Regions from separate parts of the Mus musculus genome. Here region 2 is linked to region 1. Evidence: chromatin loops called from intact Hi-C (ENCODE). Cell type or tissue: left cerebral cortex. All regions are shown on one strand.

The links. A loop is a pair of places that touch in the nucleus more often than their neighbours do. Peaks named below come from ENCODE experiments on the same cell type or tissue, not always from the same donor. Only the 100,000 strongest peaks of a DNase experiment are listed, where the experiment ranks them.
Region 2: a loop joins it to region 1, with 13 times the contacts of the local background. A loop is called at or near these places in 36 of 42 quality-filtered maps.

The regions. Positions count from the first base shown.
Region 1 is chr1:154,277,318-154,285,317 of GRCm38, forward strand. No RefSeq gene overlaps it. Among named protein-coding and RNA genes, the nearest start is that of Gm30465, 17 kb to the left of the region's middle. In left cerebral cortex, a CTCF peak has its summit at 4,295; DNase peaks (open chromatin) are centred at 2,361, 4,298 and 6,447; H3K27ac peaks cover 609 bases.
Region 2 is chr1:154,725,377-154,733,376 of GRCm38, forward strand. It overlaps Cacna1e (calcium channel, voltage-dependent, R type, alpha 1E subunit), which reads right to left and starts at 544. Exons shown (of 47, transcript NM_009782.3): 1 at 275-544. The coding sequence starts at 543. In left cerebral cortex, CTCF peaks have their summits at 1,629 and 4,392 (motif pointing left); DNase peaks (open chromatin) are centred at 225, 475, 571, 1,345 and 3 more places; H3K4me3 peaks cover 2,056 bases; H3K27ac peaks cover 2,360 bases.

The DNA.
Region 1 (8,000 bases):
TGAAGTTGACTTCAAGCTAAAAAGGAATGTCTTCATCATTCCTCTGTATGTGATCACAACAGTGTATAAGAATTTAAAATAAAACAATAATCAAAGACAATGTAAGGGGCCCACACTAACAATAAACAGAGTGACGACAACGAAGATGCCGGTCCTGGATGACTTAGCCTTGGTGACCATGGGGACAGCTGAGCAAAGTGTCATCAAATAGAGGGGATTCCCTTTCAAAGAAAATGGTGTCAGTGGTGCCTTTGAGAAGTCACTGGAGACCAATGGCCCATCCCGGACTTCTTACTCAAGGTACAACTGTAAGCCAGATGCAGGGTGTTATTATCAGGGGTTAGAAAACAATTGACAATGAAATGTATTAAAAATATGGAATGTCACAGAACCTGATGCTATGAAATATAACAAAATCAATGTCCTAGACAGGTTTCTCATTAAAAGACAAAGATTCAGATTTCATTATCTTTAAAAGCCAACATACATGTTATCTATTAGAATGAAAGAAACGTGAGAATAAAATTCTTTTGTTTCTCATTTATTTTTTACTTTTTTTTACTGGATATTTTCTTTATTTACATTTCATGTGTTATCCCCTTTCCCAGTGCCCCCCCCCAACAACCCCTATCCCATTCCTCCTCCCCCTGCTTCTATGAGGGTATTTCCTTCCCCCACTCCTACCTCACCATCCTCGAATTCCCCTAGGATGGGTTATTGAGCCTTCACAGGACCAAGGGCCTCTCCTCCCATTGACTCCTGACAAGGTCATTCTCTGCTACATAGGCAGCTGGAGCCACGGGTCCCTCCATGTGTACCCTTTGGTTGGTGGTTTAGTCTCTGGGAGCTCTGGGAAGTCTGGTTGGTTGATATTGTTGTTCTTCCTATGGGGTTACAAACCCCTTCAGCTCCTTCAGTCCTTTCTCTAACTCCTCCATTGGGGATCCCACAGTGCAATGGATGACTGCAAGCATCTGCCTATGTATTTGTCAGGCACTGGCAGAGCCTCTCAGGAGACAGCTATATCAGGCTTCTGTCCGCAAGCACTTCTTGGCATCCAAAATATTGTCTGCATTTGGTGACTGTATATGGGATGGATACGCAGGTAGGGCAGTCTCTGGTTGGCCTTTCTTTCAGTCTCTGCTCCACACTTTGTCTCTGTATTTGATCCCGTGAGTATTTTGTTTCCCTTTCTAAGAAGGACCAAAGCACCCACACTTTGGTTTTCCTTCTTCTTGAGCTTCATGTGGTCTGTGAATTGTATCTTGGGTATTCTGAGCTTTTGGACTAATATTCATTTATCAGTGACTGCATACCATGTAAACTCTTTTGTGGTAGGGTTACCTCACTCAGGATGATATTTTCTAGTTCCATCCATTTGTCTAAGAATTTCATGAAGAGAATAAAATTCTAAGCAAACATTTGACAGAATAGTTTGTACAGATGCAACCAACAGGCAAGTGAATAACAATGGTGTCAGTCAAAAATAATTTAACACAAAGATTTTATTTACACACAAAGGTGTGATTCATGATGCTACAGAAACTGCCATAAACCTCCAGGCGCCAAGCAACATCTCAGTTCACAGACAAGAAGCAGAAAATTGCAACCGTAAGAAAAGATTTGAATATTATTTGGAATTTTAATGAAGAGTATAAGGAAGGAAATAATTGTGTAATAAATTTTTAAATGTTTAAAAAATAATAAAAACTTAAAGTATGTACCCTAGGTATCAGTTAGGGCTCTTTCCTGATTTTCTTTTATAAAATAACAAAGATTTTCTGGTTTCCAATTAAGAGAATCTTTAATTGGTCACATAGTCAGTCTGAGGGAAGAGGCAAAACACTGAAATTTGTCCATAATCTCTGACTTTCACAACTCAATGCACTTAGCATTATTGGTCACTAGAAAAACATGTTCACAATAGAAAGTTTTTTTTACAATGAACCAGGACAACAAAATAATAATAACAATAATAACACAGGTTATGATGTAGAAAACTTTTTGGTTAATTGTGTGATGCTGCTGCCCCTGGGAACACGCTTAGGAAGTTTCTCATAATATTAAACACAGAATTAGCATGTAACTGCAATTCTAGTGATACTCTATATATCAAGGAGAAAGGGAAAACACATATTTAGACAAAAAACTTATCTATAAGCAATTTACCAAGATTCATGGCATTACACAAAACAGCAACTACCCATTGGCCCATGAATTGGTAAATACAACCAATTCACATACTGCTGTAATAGTTTGACCGTAATGGAAAGGATTGGCCTTTGCTACAGTTAGGATAAGCCTGAAGGATGCTTTGCAAAGTGAGTGAAACTAGACAGAAACACACACCCACACACACATGCACACGCACACCCAACGACATTTTATAATGTGTTTCTTCCTGGGAGGATTTGAAGTCTGCTTGCACAGATGAAACATGACTGCATTTATACAAGATGCCCCAGACAGGAGAGTCTATAGAGACAGAAAGTGGAGGTCACTATGCCTGGGGGTTCTGGCCTGAGGGCATGAAAGAAAGAGGATATTTTTTAGGACTGAGCAAAAAGTTCTACAATGAAATAATAATGACTCTTATGCAAGTAGCAATAAATTCAAAACAATAAAATGATATACTTAAAGGAATGAATGTTGTGGCCCCTGTGAAAAGTTGGTAAGACTGCAGTGAAATTGTAATAGAAATATAAATTAATAATGAAATGTTTTTAAAAAGTTACAAGAAAAAATTGACAGTTATTTCTCAAACAATTTTTGAATAGTAGGGAAAAACTGCACCCATGGGCTTTGAGTTTTCATAAAATTAGAACATTATATACATAAAAATTGAAGGAATATAACCCAGCAGCCTGTACTTAAATGAAAATTTCACAGTGTTGAATCACTAAGGATCCAAAAATGAAGAAATAAGGAGACATAAAATATATGACTCTGGTACATCCGTCCAATTGGAAAGGCAGGGATTTTTAATTTTAGGTGATTCTCCTCTTCAAGATAGCAAACACAGCACTCTTCTATTAGCTCATGATTTTTTAAAGAACGGGCATAGTGTAAGCTATGCCATAGATGGCAGTTTCCTTAATGAAAATGAAATTCATCTGATTTCTTATAATTAGGACAGAGGAGAAACAGAGAGAGATTAGCTATAGGTGCTCCATATGTATTATGTATTATGTATGTATGTATGTATGTATGTATGTATGTATGTATGTATGTATGCATCTATCTATCTATCTATCTATCTATCTATCTATCTATCTATCTATCTATCTATCTATCTATCTATCTACCTATTGCTGGTCTCTTTCTCTAGTCTATGGTGATCTCAAATTCATGATCTTTGCACCTCCTGGGTGCCTAGATTAAAAATACATACCTCTGTGCCCAGTTCCCATTTCTCTCAGACTAATTTGGTGACCTGTATTGGTCACACCCAGGGGGGCATGGAAATGAGATATCTCTGAGGCTGTTACCCCAGTTTTCCATGTTTCCAGCCTTTGTAGGGATAGACAGTGTGCAGGATGAAAACCCAACCCACAAGTCTCTGCCTTCCATCCATGCCACCAGGGGCGTCCCCCATGTACTGTCCTCTCCAGAAATGATGCTAGCAGAACGCTTTGACATTCTCTGGGGCCAGGAGGCAGTTATTCTTACATTGCCTAGTCTCAGGACCTGTCACACTCTCCATTCTTACATCTTATAGAGGATCCTGAAGAGCTTTCTCTCTCAGCCCTCATTACAGTAAAAAAAATAAAATATTTATATTTTAAACATATAAATTTAAAAATATTTCTCAGCTCATTTGAAATAATGACCCAGTACTGGTTAATGTAAGTAAAATAATTATCTCTCAAAGATTTTAATGGATGACATTTAAACATTTTCGTCAGTCTCTGGTATTTTGGCTAACAGAAAGCAGCTTGATTCATATATGTACATCTGCTTCAATGCCTCTTTATCATAGTTCACAGAATCTCTGGAAAACTCCAGTATATACTCATCAAAGAGTAAGAATCAAAAGTTGAAAATATCCTCCCATAAAACCAATTTTAGGCACTCCCTCAAGACAGGCCATAACTACATTTTGACTACTATTGAAACGGCATACAGCACCAAGCTTTCAAATGCTTAACCGAAGACGTTGAAAGAGACAGGTTAGAGAGGGAGGGAGAGACTACAGGTAGGCAGCGCACCCAAAGACTTCAAGAAAGCAGGTCTGTGCAACAGGAAAAATACTGGTGCAGGTCAAGGGTGGAGCTGTTGCAGTTACACGAGATAGCCATTGGATGGCACTGGCGTTCCACTCACATGCACCCTGAGTCCCTACATCAGGACTGGCCCCTGTCTCCTGGAAGCCCACACTCCCAAGTTGGAGGACCTATGCAGCAATATTTCTTTTTCTTTTCATATTTTTGAGGAAAGTCGTGATTAAAGGGTGTCACAGAGGGCAACTTAAGTTCGTTTATGCTCACGCTAAGTTGGCACAAATGGGCATGTGCATGCTGGGGTAGGTGCGTTCAGATCATTAAGAGTGAGAATCTGAGAACATCTTCTAGTTTCAGGACAAAGTGATTCAGTATGTGTAGCTACAGGCTCCTCGACCTCGAAGACATTCTTGGCCACGGTTCCCAGGTCTGGTGGATGCTGGTTCAGAGCTCAAAGGTCATAAGTGGTCTATACACTCCAACAAGAACAGAGATGGAGGGTTCCGGAGAGAGTGTTAGAAAAGGGCCCAGCAGTTCCAAGGAAAAAGAGGCCTCTCTAGGAAGGTGTTTTTAGCTCTGCAAGAAGTCATTCAAAGCAAGTCCCTGATGGGAGTGTGGAGGTCACGTGGCCTGACCCATAATGAAGTGTTCACATGAAGAACTTGTCATGACTTCAGTTCTGCTTGCTCTTCCAAGTTGATTTGCTATGAATGTAGCTCTGCCTAGGACCAACCCTCAGAGGGAACGGAACGCCAGGATTCTACAAGTCTAGAGGAAGCCAGTGGCCACCCATTGCTCACTTTGCAGGGCTAGAGCCAGGACTCTGAGGAGTGTTGGGAAGGGAGTAGGCTGGTGAGGTGGACGGGCACATAATAAGGAACTGTGGGCAGTTTGAAGAATCGGGGCTTTCCTTGGGTATAGTAGAGAAACTGAAGTGCTATAAGCAGGTATCCTTATACTTGCCACGTTATAAAGAATAATTTTAAGACAATACAGAGACGGATCACAGAGTGGTTGCTGACCAAATGACAATCATCTCAAAGCAATTTATGGTTCTGGTTATTGATATGGAGTCATTTAATCCTGTGGTCCTTTTTATAAGCTAGGAGAGGTTATGACCCTTCTCTTTAGATGATACTGAAGTACAGAATAATTAAAAACTTCTCCACCTTCACACAGCCTTGTAACATGAAAGTTTGTCTCCATCAGACCATTTGAACACAGTCTCCATCAGTTATTTTGCTACATTGTATTTCTTGACCAGTAAAGGAAGAAACAGCTCTAAATTGCTATATACTACTTTAACACACATTGACTGCGGCCAGTGGGAACCCAGTGAGTGGGTGTTAAACCCTGATGGAATTGGGGGACAAGGGTGATTGCAGTGAGAAGTTAAAGCTGACAGCTGAGTCTGTGTTGTGGAAGCACATGGAGGTGGGGGAGAAGAGGGTGGAGAGGATCTCACACAAAAAGCAGGGAAGGCTGACATTGAAGTCCAGAAGAGACCAACCCAGAATCTAAGGGAAGCTAAGCAGATGGCCAGTGATAGTGGATCAGTTAGAGGAATAAACTCTAGTTTCTATTGATTTCAGATTGTTAGGTTCAACCCATTTATTTTCCCCATGGCAAGATCACTTAGGAGGCCACCCTTCCATTCCCAACTATTAGCCAAATTTCTCAGGTTCTGACTTGTGGGAGCTTGATTAAAATGCCACCATCCTATTCATAGTTCAAAACACTACCTTGGGCCAGAAATCAGCTAAGATTGAACCCTTGAGCTATGCATCACTCTATCTTGTTCACAAAAAGAGCAGAGAGAAAATAACTGAAGCAAGAGATCCTGGGGCACAGCTCTCTCTTGCTCTTCCATTGCCATACTTCAGAAGGAAGACAGTTGTTTTGCTGCGACTGCCTCATGAACCATGGAGCCTTGTTGATTTCTTGTGGTTAGTATTTTTCTCCACTGTGATCACAGAAAGTACATTTTAGAATTTAGCTTGACCAATGAGCCACTATTCTGCACCACCGGACTCAGTCTTTTTCTGACAACCAGCCCATCTTAAGGGGCCCGGCCAGTCTTCCATCTTCCATGGCTCACTCAGAGGTATCTCCCTGCATCCTAGACATGATCCCTGCAGAGCCCTCAAATCTGGAGGCTGCTCACCTCTCCAGATCTTGCCACACTCCCAGGCTCCAGGAAGGCTTCCTCCACCCACCACTCAGCACCAAGCTTTGGGTAATTATATACAATGCTTCCTCTGTCCTGGAGGTAGCTGCTGCTTTTCTCCATCCACAGAATTGCATCTTTACGTTTTAGTTTGTTATTCATGTTTTTAAAAGCCAAATGGTTCCAAACCTTGTTACAAAAAATAAAATATCTGCAACCTTTCCCAGGGACAGCCCACTTTTGCTATTCTTTGGACATTCATTTTCATTCTGCAGAATAACTTCCACATGAATCTCTTTGTTCTCCACTCTTGGAGACTCTCTATTAAGTTCTCACTATGAAAGAGGAAGATTTCTCTCTCTCTTTAGCACCTCCTTCCCCTGCCTCCACAATTTTCCTTTCCCCAACCTCCCAGAAGACTTATATCATCGTTTTTTAGTGAGATCTGTGTTCAGTGTTTACATAATTATGACTGTATTCACAGCATGCCCCTGTAGTAAAAGCACCATTACATTTCCTTTCTTGTACAACTTTTAATTTTCCCTGGAGTTAATAATTGTCCCAATTCTTCATTTGTGTACGTTCCTGTTCACTCAGCATCAATTTTTACCTACACATTTTCCACGTATGTAAATTTCTTCTCAATGTATTATGCACCACACATTAATTCCATCATTTTAACCTTGGAATGATCTAGATGCCTTCTCTCTTTCTTCTTCAGTCTGTGCTGTTTGCACTACAGACCTGCCAAGCACCTGTCTGTCTCAGTTTTCATCACCATCCCAGAATCTTCTTTTCCCCTTGCTTGCGCTGGATCGTTTCTTCTTGGATCCCATATTGTCTCATCTTATTATTCTTCCCTCTGTTTGCGAGACCACACCCTAGAGAAACATATAAAGGACATTAAATATTGAAAATTTCAGAGCCTGAAAATGGACTTATTCTCCCTTGATATTTGATTGACAGTTTGCCCACATATAGACTCCTGAATTGGCGTTATTTTTCTTCATAATTTTAAAATCAGTGTCTCACTTCTAATTTCTGGTGTCATTGCCAATGGACCAGTGGTCAGTGAAGAGAAGACACTGAGGCCCGCCATGGGCATTGTTGCCTCTTGATCCTCTGTGTGTGACTTTGCTGAAAGCAGGAAGGGGCTTCTTTCTCATGGAGTGTGAAGTTTTTACAGTGATATCCCTTGAAGTGAGGTTTTGCTCGTCACTGGTGCTGTCCACCTCATGCTCCTCGGCAATCCACGTGGTCCTTCCCTGGAGACCTGGGAAAGTGGGACTCATTCTGACTTTGTTCTTCTTCCTTTGGGAATTTCTTAGTATTTGAAGCTGTTTTTCTAATTTAATATTATTCATTTCTTGTATTCTTTGTCTTTGTATGTTTTTGTTCTGTGAGGAATTTTTTCAAGGTTATCTGCCAAGTATATGTTCATGCTTTCAAAGTTTTCACTTCAGAGAGAGCTTTAATATTTGATTTTTGAATGTTCCCTCATTTTAAAAGAGAACACTATGTTTGTTTCAACAATAAAACTCTTGAAAAAATATTGATTCTCTCTCTCCCCCATCTGTACACACACACACACACACACACACACACACAAACAC
Region 2 (8,000 bases), 450 kb after region 1:
GTCTCCACACCAGGCACCTAAGTACACTTAGAGATTTCCACATGGAAAATAATCCCCAAAACCAAAAGTCTTACCTTGAAAACCACTACTGCCCAAATAGGTCTCCGGGGCATCAGGCTTGCCCCGTGAATGCAACAAGGTAGGGTGCACTTGAGCAAAGGGGCAAATTTTGGCACCAGGAAGGGGTGGGGAATAGATTCCATGCTAGGTGCCCCCCCTCACCCGATGGAATGCAAAGGGGGAGAGGGAAGTCATGGTGGGTAAGAAAGGATATGGCCAATCGATGAGCTTCTTGGCGTATTTCCTGACAATGTTATCTTCTCCGAAGATGAACAGGGATCTGTTGACCGTGAAACAGTTCTGCCGGACTGGTATGGGGTTGTACAAAGCCATAGTCCGCGCCCTCTGCGCTTTTGACTGCTTGTAGGCGGCCGCCGGCCCCGAGGCCGGGACGGGGGTTCCTTGTCGGTTCCTGCTCTGGTCCGAGTCTCCATCGCCTGAGCCTGGCCTGCCAACGACCACCGCCTCCCCGAAGCGAGCCATCCTGAAGTTTAAACAGACAGAAGACACACAAAGGTGATCGCCGAACACCCGCACACAACAAGAGGCAGAAAAGACACAGGCAGGCTCAGAGCCTTATCCACACAGGCGCAGGGACCACCGCCTCTGGGGACCCCTGCAGGCTCTTCAGCCCTGCTCTGAACTGTTGAATCTAAAGGCAACCTCTGCGAAGCTCCATTCCTCAAGAAAAAAAAAGAAGAAGAAGAAGAAGAAGGGGGTAGGGCTTCTAGAGGGAATATTTTCCCCCAAAATGCCAGCGTGGGGTGGTGTTCAGGGACCGGAGAGGGGTGGAGAAGGTCGGTCCTCAAACATAGCTCCTCTTCTGGCACACGTACCACCTGGCTGAGAGAAAGGCAGGCACTGGTCCGCTAGGTAACAGTTTGCTGATTTATTGGTCGGGGTGAGGGGTAGAGAGGAAGAAGGAAATGAAAACAAAAGAACTTTGAAAAAAATGAAAAGAAAAAAAGACAAGGGCCAGCTACGGTGACATGCTTTAGAACGCCAGCCCCTGCAAGTCCATCTAAGAAATTCCACAGCCAAGACTTGGCTCTTTAAATCTGCCAGCGGAGATGCATCCAAAGGTTGGAGAGAGGGAGATGGAGGTGGGGGGGAGAGCGGTACTAAGGTTCCTGCGTAAACCGCATCGCCCGAAAAATGAAGATGAGAAGTCGAACCAGCCGGAGAGGGGCAAATGACTTCACAGCTCCTGCTTTTGGGGTAGAAGTTGAGCAGCAACCAGAGAGCAGCGAAGCCCAAGTGCCAGCATCCGCCCAGAGCGCTCGCCGCTGCCGCCGCCGCCGCCGCCTCCCAGGATCAGCATGCAACAGCGATCCGCGGCTGCGCCGGGAAGAGGGTGGGAGAGCGAGCGAGCGAGCGGGCGGGCGGTCGCAGTGAGGAACAGGTTGCAGTCAGCCTAGCTAGTGATGGCAGGGCATAGGACTTAATCCACATACCGAACTTCCTCACCAAAGACCAGCTCTTTCTCCTCCCGGCCTTCCTGGCTACAGAGAGCAGAGACGATGCTTAAGGGCAGGTTGAGGAGCACAGCGCAGCAGCGCAGCAAGGTGGCCAAGGATCCGAGAGAGACGCGGGGGCGGGGCTCTCAGAGTCCAGCGTGGTGAGGCTGGTTTGGCTTGTGAATTCGTTTGACTGAAGGCTACCTAGGCAAGGGTCCAAGGAAGAGTCGCGGTTCCCTCAGGAGATGGAAAAGAGAGGCCCACTGAAGCTGGTGATGCCTGCAGACTCTCTGCAACAGATCAAAGACCTGTCCAGGAACACTCTCTTTGGTCCTAGGAAGGGTACTCAGGGCTGTGCCTCTTTCCATACTCTGCATAGGGTTCTGCTCGCCACTGCTCTAGTGGAGAGTAGGGACTTGTGCACCCCACCCTAGGATCTTGTAGCCTCTGCTTTGGATCTCCTAGGTTCCACTACCATCAACAGGGATCCCCAGGGCAAAGAGAGTGCCCTCTTCCTAAACCAACACTTAACAGACCTCATAGAGAAGTACCTCTGCTTCTCTGGGACCTTCTGTCCTATGGACCCTAAGGGACCTTACAAAGCAGCCTTCTAGATTGGGTTCCACTTTCCTCCTGGCAGGTGGCCCAGATATTCCAATCCCCAGACAGAGAGCCTAAGCAAAGTGCCCTCAAAATCCTAACAAAGGGGGTTTCCCACCCACCACCACCTTTTACTTTCAACCAAGGTCCATTGATCTTCTCAAACCTATGTCATTTTAAAAAAAAAAGTGTCTGAGCTGCAGAGGGAGGACATGTAGTCCAGAGAAAGAAGCTCTGTGTTTAACAATCTAGTCCTTGCCTACAGGAGACTCCGTGGACAGTCTATCCCTGTCCCCTCCCATCATCTGCACTGTCTGGAACATACTTTCCTTGACTTATGTTCACCCTTGGCTTCAACACATAGTTGTATCCATAACCTTTCTACGGAAGCGAAGGAAGCGCTGAGGGCAAGGGCTGGCTGAAGACGTAAGCAAAGGCAAACCAAAGCCCCAGTGTTGGAAGTCACCATGAGGGCAGCGCCACCTCGGCAGGCCTGAAAGGCAGTGTGTGAAATTAACTGATTAAGAGATAAAGTGGTGTCTGGGTGTTGGGCACGTGTATTCCTACTTGTATGTGTCTGTGAGTGTCTATGTGTGTGCACTGATACATGTCTGTTGTATGAGAATGTTGAGTGTGTAGGTGTGTGTGACAGAAAAGGGTCTGTGTACAAGAAATGCAAAGAAATGGCCTCAACACAGGGATGCCTTGCAATCACCCCTGCCCTCAGGAAGCGAGTGTTGACCCTGGGATTCATCGGAGATCATTTCAGATCAAATCTCGGCTGGAAGTGTGCCAGTGCCACCTGTTATTGTGATCTCACTTTGCCGAGGAGCTTATTAGGAGACAGAGTAAAGGAAGGTGGCTGTGAAGTCTCACTAGATGGTCACCTAGACAGAGTGGCTATCTCAGAGCTCTGTAAACTTCACGGGACTAAAAAAAATCTGATCTTCCATAGCAGAGGAGCCATACAAACCATTCATTTAGCAAATATATTTGCGTACATTCCCCACAACAGACACTATTTTAGACATTGGGGATTAAATAATGAGCCATATGGATGATGACATAAATGATGTGTCTTTCATAACTTCCACGAGATTGTATAGCCTAGCAAGCTCTGCTCTAAAGCTCACTTCAAGGATGAGACATAACACCTTCCTCATCATGCCTCTGTGTCTGTTTGCTAAACAGGGCACACTAGCCTTTTACCTTCCACAAGTACTTCCGAGAAAGACTAAGGACTCCTGCCTTGTCTCTTTACCCAGTAAGCCAAAATCTAGTACTGATTCGGGTTCCTCTTTCTTCCATACTCTGTGAGTCCTGTGACTGCTGAATTCTTTAGAAGCCTAGAATATGCAAGACAATACACTGGCCACACTGGGACCTCATGGGGCTGAGCCTAGCCTTCCTGCATTCCCACGGAGCAGGCTTTACCAACATCTAGGCAGAGTTTACTCGGGAGCAGGAATGGCTCTGTGGTAGAGTTCATTAGGATTCTTGGAGAAGCAGTCCCAGAGGGCCAGGGAAAATATTATGGCATCAGTAGGTTTAGAAGGGGGCTTGGTTTAAGGGCAGCAAAGCTGAGGCGTGTTCTTCTCTTTTCCCCTTCAACCTGAATGTCACAGCTTTGAGAGCTTTAAGACCTCTGGGTCTCTATACTGGCTTCCTTCTCTTCACTTTGCAACTTGTCAGGTGGATACCGTTTTAAAGATTAAATTGCACCAGCGATTGTTATAGCTACCAGTGTACATAAGCCCTACAGCAGGGCACTACTATAGCCCTCACAGCCCAGAGGAGCGTGAATTAAGGTGCTGATTCAGACCACAGAACAGCAGAGCTTCGGAGTCATGAGGTGTTGGTTCCGATCTGATAAAAGGCAGAGTGTAAACATCTAATGGATCTGATTTTCAGTTTCTAATAGCCATGCTACATAATTGCAACGTGTATATCATCAAGTGGAGACACAATGATGCTAAGCCTGTGGATGCCCTGCCTCCTACTCTCAAGATGAATTCTGACCGGTGCCTAAATATTCCAGGAACCACACTAAAGGGAACTATCAGGAGTGGCCAGAACATTGCCATCATGATCCTTGTATGGAAATCTGGTAAGTATGTTTCCCCCTGGTTTTACTGTTCTCTTAAAGACCACAAATGGAAGTGTGGAGAAGCAGCAACTGATCAGAACTCTGGAAACCAGTTTTAAAACCCTTGGAAAACCCTTTTCTCAGCCTCAGGGAGCCAGAAGTCTTATTTCCCTGTTGCCAGAGCACCATCTACTGGTCACTCCTGAGACAGCACTCTGAGTACAAGTACTTAGCAATACAGTACCTCAGGAACCAACCTTGAGAGCTCAGAAGTCCTAAATCAGTCACCAGCTCTATGCCACTCTCAGTGGAACTTTGTCGAGATCTACACCCTCCATTTCACACTACCAGCAATTCCTCTCACAGCTCCCAAGAAGTTCATACCCCCTTATTGGGCACAAGGTTACCAACACACACACACACACACACACACACACACACACACACACACGGGAGGGAGGAGCAGAGGGGTGAGGAGGAGAGAGAGAGAGAGAGAGAGAGATCGGGGGTGAGGGATGCTCAGGATGTAGCAGCCAAATGTTCTGCATGTTTCCCTGCAAGCTGTGATCTGCAGACTCAGAATTCAATAGGAGCAGAGGAAGCCACTGAAAAACTTTCCCAGATTATTGAACATATACAGATTATTACATTTCAGAATCCTTTTTCCTGTATCCCTGATACTCCTGTGAACAATTCAACTGTCAGACAAGATCGAGGAAGACTGACAGGAGTATTTTCAGCCTCGTATGTAAGAGAAGGGAGGCAAAGCCATTTCAGTATCCCCAGACCAGGCAGGCCGTGGAGCACATGCCAAGGCATACAGAGTGGTGAGTTGAGAATCTACCCCATTCATTCACAAAGATCTTTCCAGACCTCACAGGCTTTGGGCCCTCTTCATATAAGATTTTAGCCACTCATTGAGGAATCTGAAAATCTGGGCCTTGGCTGAAGACATGTTCCCCTCCCACCAATCCTGATCACTCTGCCTTGCCAATTACACTCGGGTGGCTTGTGCTTAAACTATCAGAGGCCCCTTTGTTCTATTTTCTCCTTATTGAGCTTTTCCAAGAAATAGACTCTTATGCAAAACAGTGCTCTAAGGAACATAATGCAGAGAGGGCTTGGGAGTGGGTTCCTAAGACAAAGTTGGCAGGAAACCTTGTGCAAATGCACAGCGGAGCAGAAGAGCAGGATGGAAATGCAGACATCTCGGGAGGCTGCTGGCATTCACAGCACCGCACAGCCTTGACTCTGGCGGAAAATGGAATTTCACATCCTTATATAACAATGTCCAGCCCTGGAACGAGCATCTCGCAGACCTGGGTTTAAGGAACCACAGAATACCAGTACCTATCAGTTGATCAAACAGCTGGAACTTGCCCAAAGGAATTTTTGAACCTATCACTTAATGGTAACTCAACACCTCTTCAGTAATAACAGCACTAAGGACATCTTACTGCTTCTTTGCTGCAGAGATGTGAGACATATTCTATTTGTTATCTGAGGCCCAGAAAGTAAGGGACTTTTCCAGTGACAGAGAGCTGGGAAACAGCAGTCAGCTCTCCTGATAATAATAAGCCTCAGATTCCTTATTGCAGTGGCTGCTGTTAAGGTGATGTATGTCAAACAATGTCTTCCTTGCTTAAGAGTTAGGTCACAGACATGAGGTTAGTATTGCAGAAGAAAGGCATGAAGTTAAGTTAAGAGTCTCCCAGGGGATTAAATAAGAATACACCATACCAATAGACTGTTATGAAAGAGTGTTCGTTGATCTGTATATAGCTCTTGGAGTGGCACCTATCACACAGTAAGTGCTGTGTAAGTGTCTTTCCCATGTCTTGTCTATGTCACTGAAAGTGGGATAACACACAACAGGCACCTTGTGACTAATGGGTAGCTTTCTGTTTCAGAAAGGACAGAATACAGTCATTGAATGGCTTTGGTTTGAGGGCTGGGGGTAGATTGGGGAGTAGAAACATATAAGTGCCTAAGATATGGTCAAAAAAGGAATAAAGCTAGGTGTGGTGTTATATACCTGTAATTCCAGCACTCGGGAAAAGGGAGGCAATCAGATTCCCACTTTGAGATCAGTCTGGGATACACAGTGAGCCCTATCTCCCAAACTCAAGGATGGGGATGTGGCCCAGTGGCAGAGTGCTTATCCAGCATGTACACAGCCCTTGGTTCAATACCCAGCAGAAAGAGAAAAGAAAAGGGCAAGACTGGGGCAGTATCAGAAATCCAAAGGCCCATGCTACTTGAGAGGGCTGGATGTTTACTGATTCATGAATTCATAAACCACTTGGCACATATTCATAAAGCCCTTTTCATGTGCTGGACATTTCTCTTGGACTTCTGGAGCTCAAAGATAAACTAGAAATGGTCTAAGAACTCTAAGAACATAGAGTTTAAAGGATAAACAGTGGAGACCGTTTCCTGAAAGGCTCTCTCCTAGAAATAGGACATGGAGTGCACAGAAAGAGACTAAGAAGAAGACAGTCCTTTCAAATGGAGGCAACCAGTGAAAGCAATCAGTCCATGATGCCCCAGTATTGTAGCCTGGGAGGACAACCCACCATATGAGAGCTCCGGCTGGAAACTACATACAAGATACATGGGGTCGACTATGCCACCTGCATTTCTATTTGCATGCCCCGTGTCTGGAATCACAGAGATGTAGCCTCACTTCTTTAATCCTTTTTTTTTTTTTTTGGCATCAAATGAGATCACTGTTCAGCCTGAATGAACAAGCAAATATGTTGACCTACTAGATGTTAACTGCCATTTGGAAAGTCAACGGCAGCGATTTAGAGCCTTTGACTGGAAAGACTGGATCTTGGCCCCATCTCTGCCCTCCTCGCCTCCTCACCTAGAGGACCACTTGTGCTGCTCTGCCAAGGTCAAGGTAAGTGAGAGAGACTCAGCAGAGCTCCTGTGCCTGCTACTGAGGGTGATCAGAGAGTAGGAACCACTAACCGAAGCAGCCCGCCCCCCTCACCCCACCCTCTTGGCCTCTTGTTTCAGGAAACACATCAATGGAGCCCACATTCTGCAAAGCTCACTCAGCCTACTTGGGCTTAGATTGATTCATCCATTCTACAAATATATAATGAGTGCAGTCTGTGTACCTGGTACTGTGTTAGATGCCAGAACAAGTAAGGGGGTGCCTAGGAAGGGAAGGGTTCAGTGTGGACGCTGCAACTGCCACGCCTGTCTAGCTAGCTCCCCTTTCTGAAGGATTCTCTTGAAGGTTATGCTCCCAGAGCAGAGAAAGCAGCTTACAGCTGAAGCCGAGCCTTAGGAGGAGCCTGAGACCAAAAGACTGTTTACCCATCGTGCCTCTCTTGGTGCCCTCTGGGTGGGAACCAACAGCAGATTAAGTCACCAGCTGTCCATCACTGCACCCTCTCTCCCCCAGCCTCTCCTACACTGAGCGGCTGGTTGCACCCACTCGGTATAAAATAATCGGAGTGAATAAGGCATCTCCACATGATACGGACTCGAGGGCAGTTTTGAAATGTACACCTGTGAAGGACATTTGCTGGCACTGCCTCTTCCACTCAGCAGAAACTGCGCTACAGCTCTCCAATGACCTGGGATGTTGTGTTGACGTCTGCTTTTCCCTCGCCCATCGGTATCATTTGGTACAACTGGCTTCCTTTTCTTCCCAGAGAACCACCCCTCATCTTCATATCCCAGTTACCAAATCTCCCAGTTTCTCACTCTTCCCATCTCTGGCTTTTTATTGCTCTCACCTTGCTGTGCAGGACGCTCGGGGTCTCCTCCGCCCCTTCCTC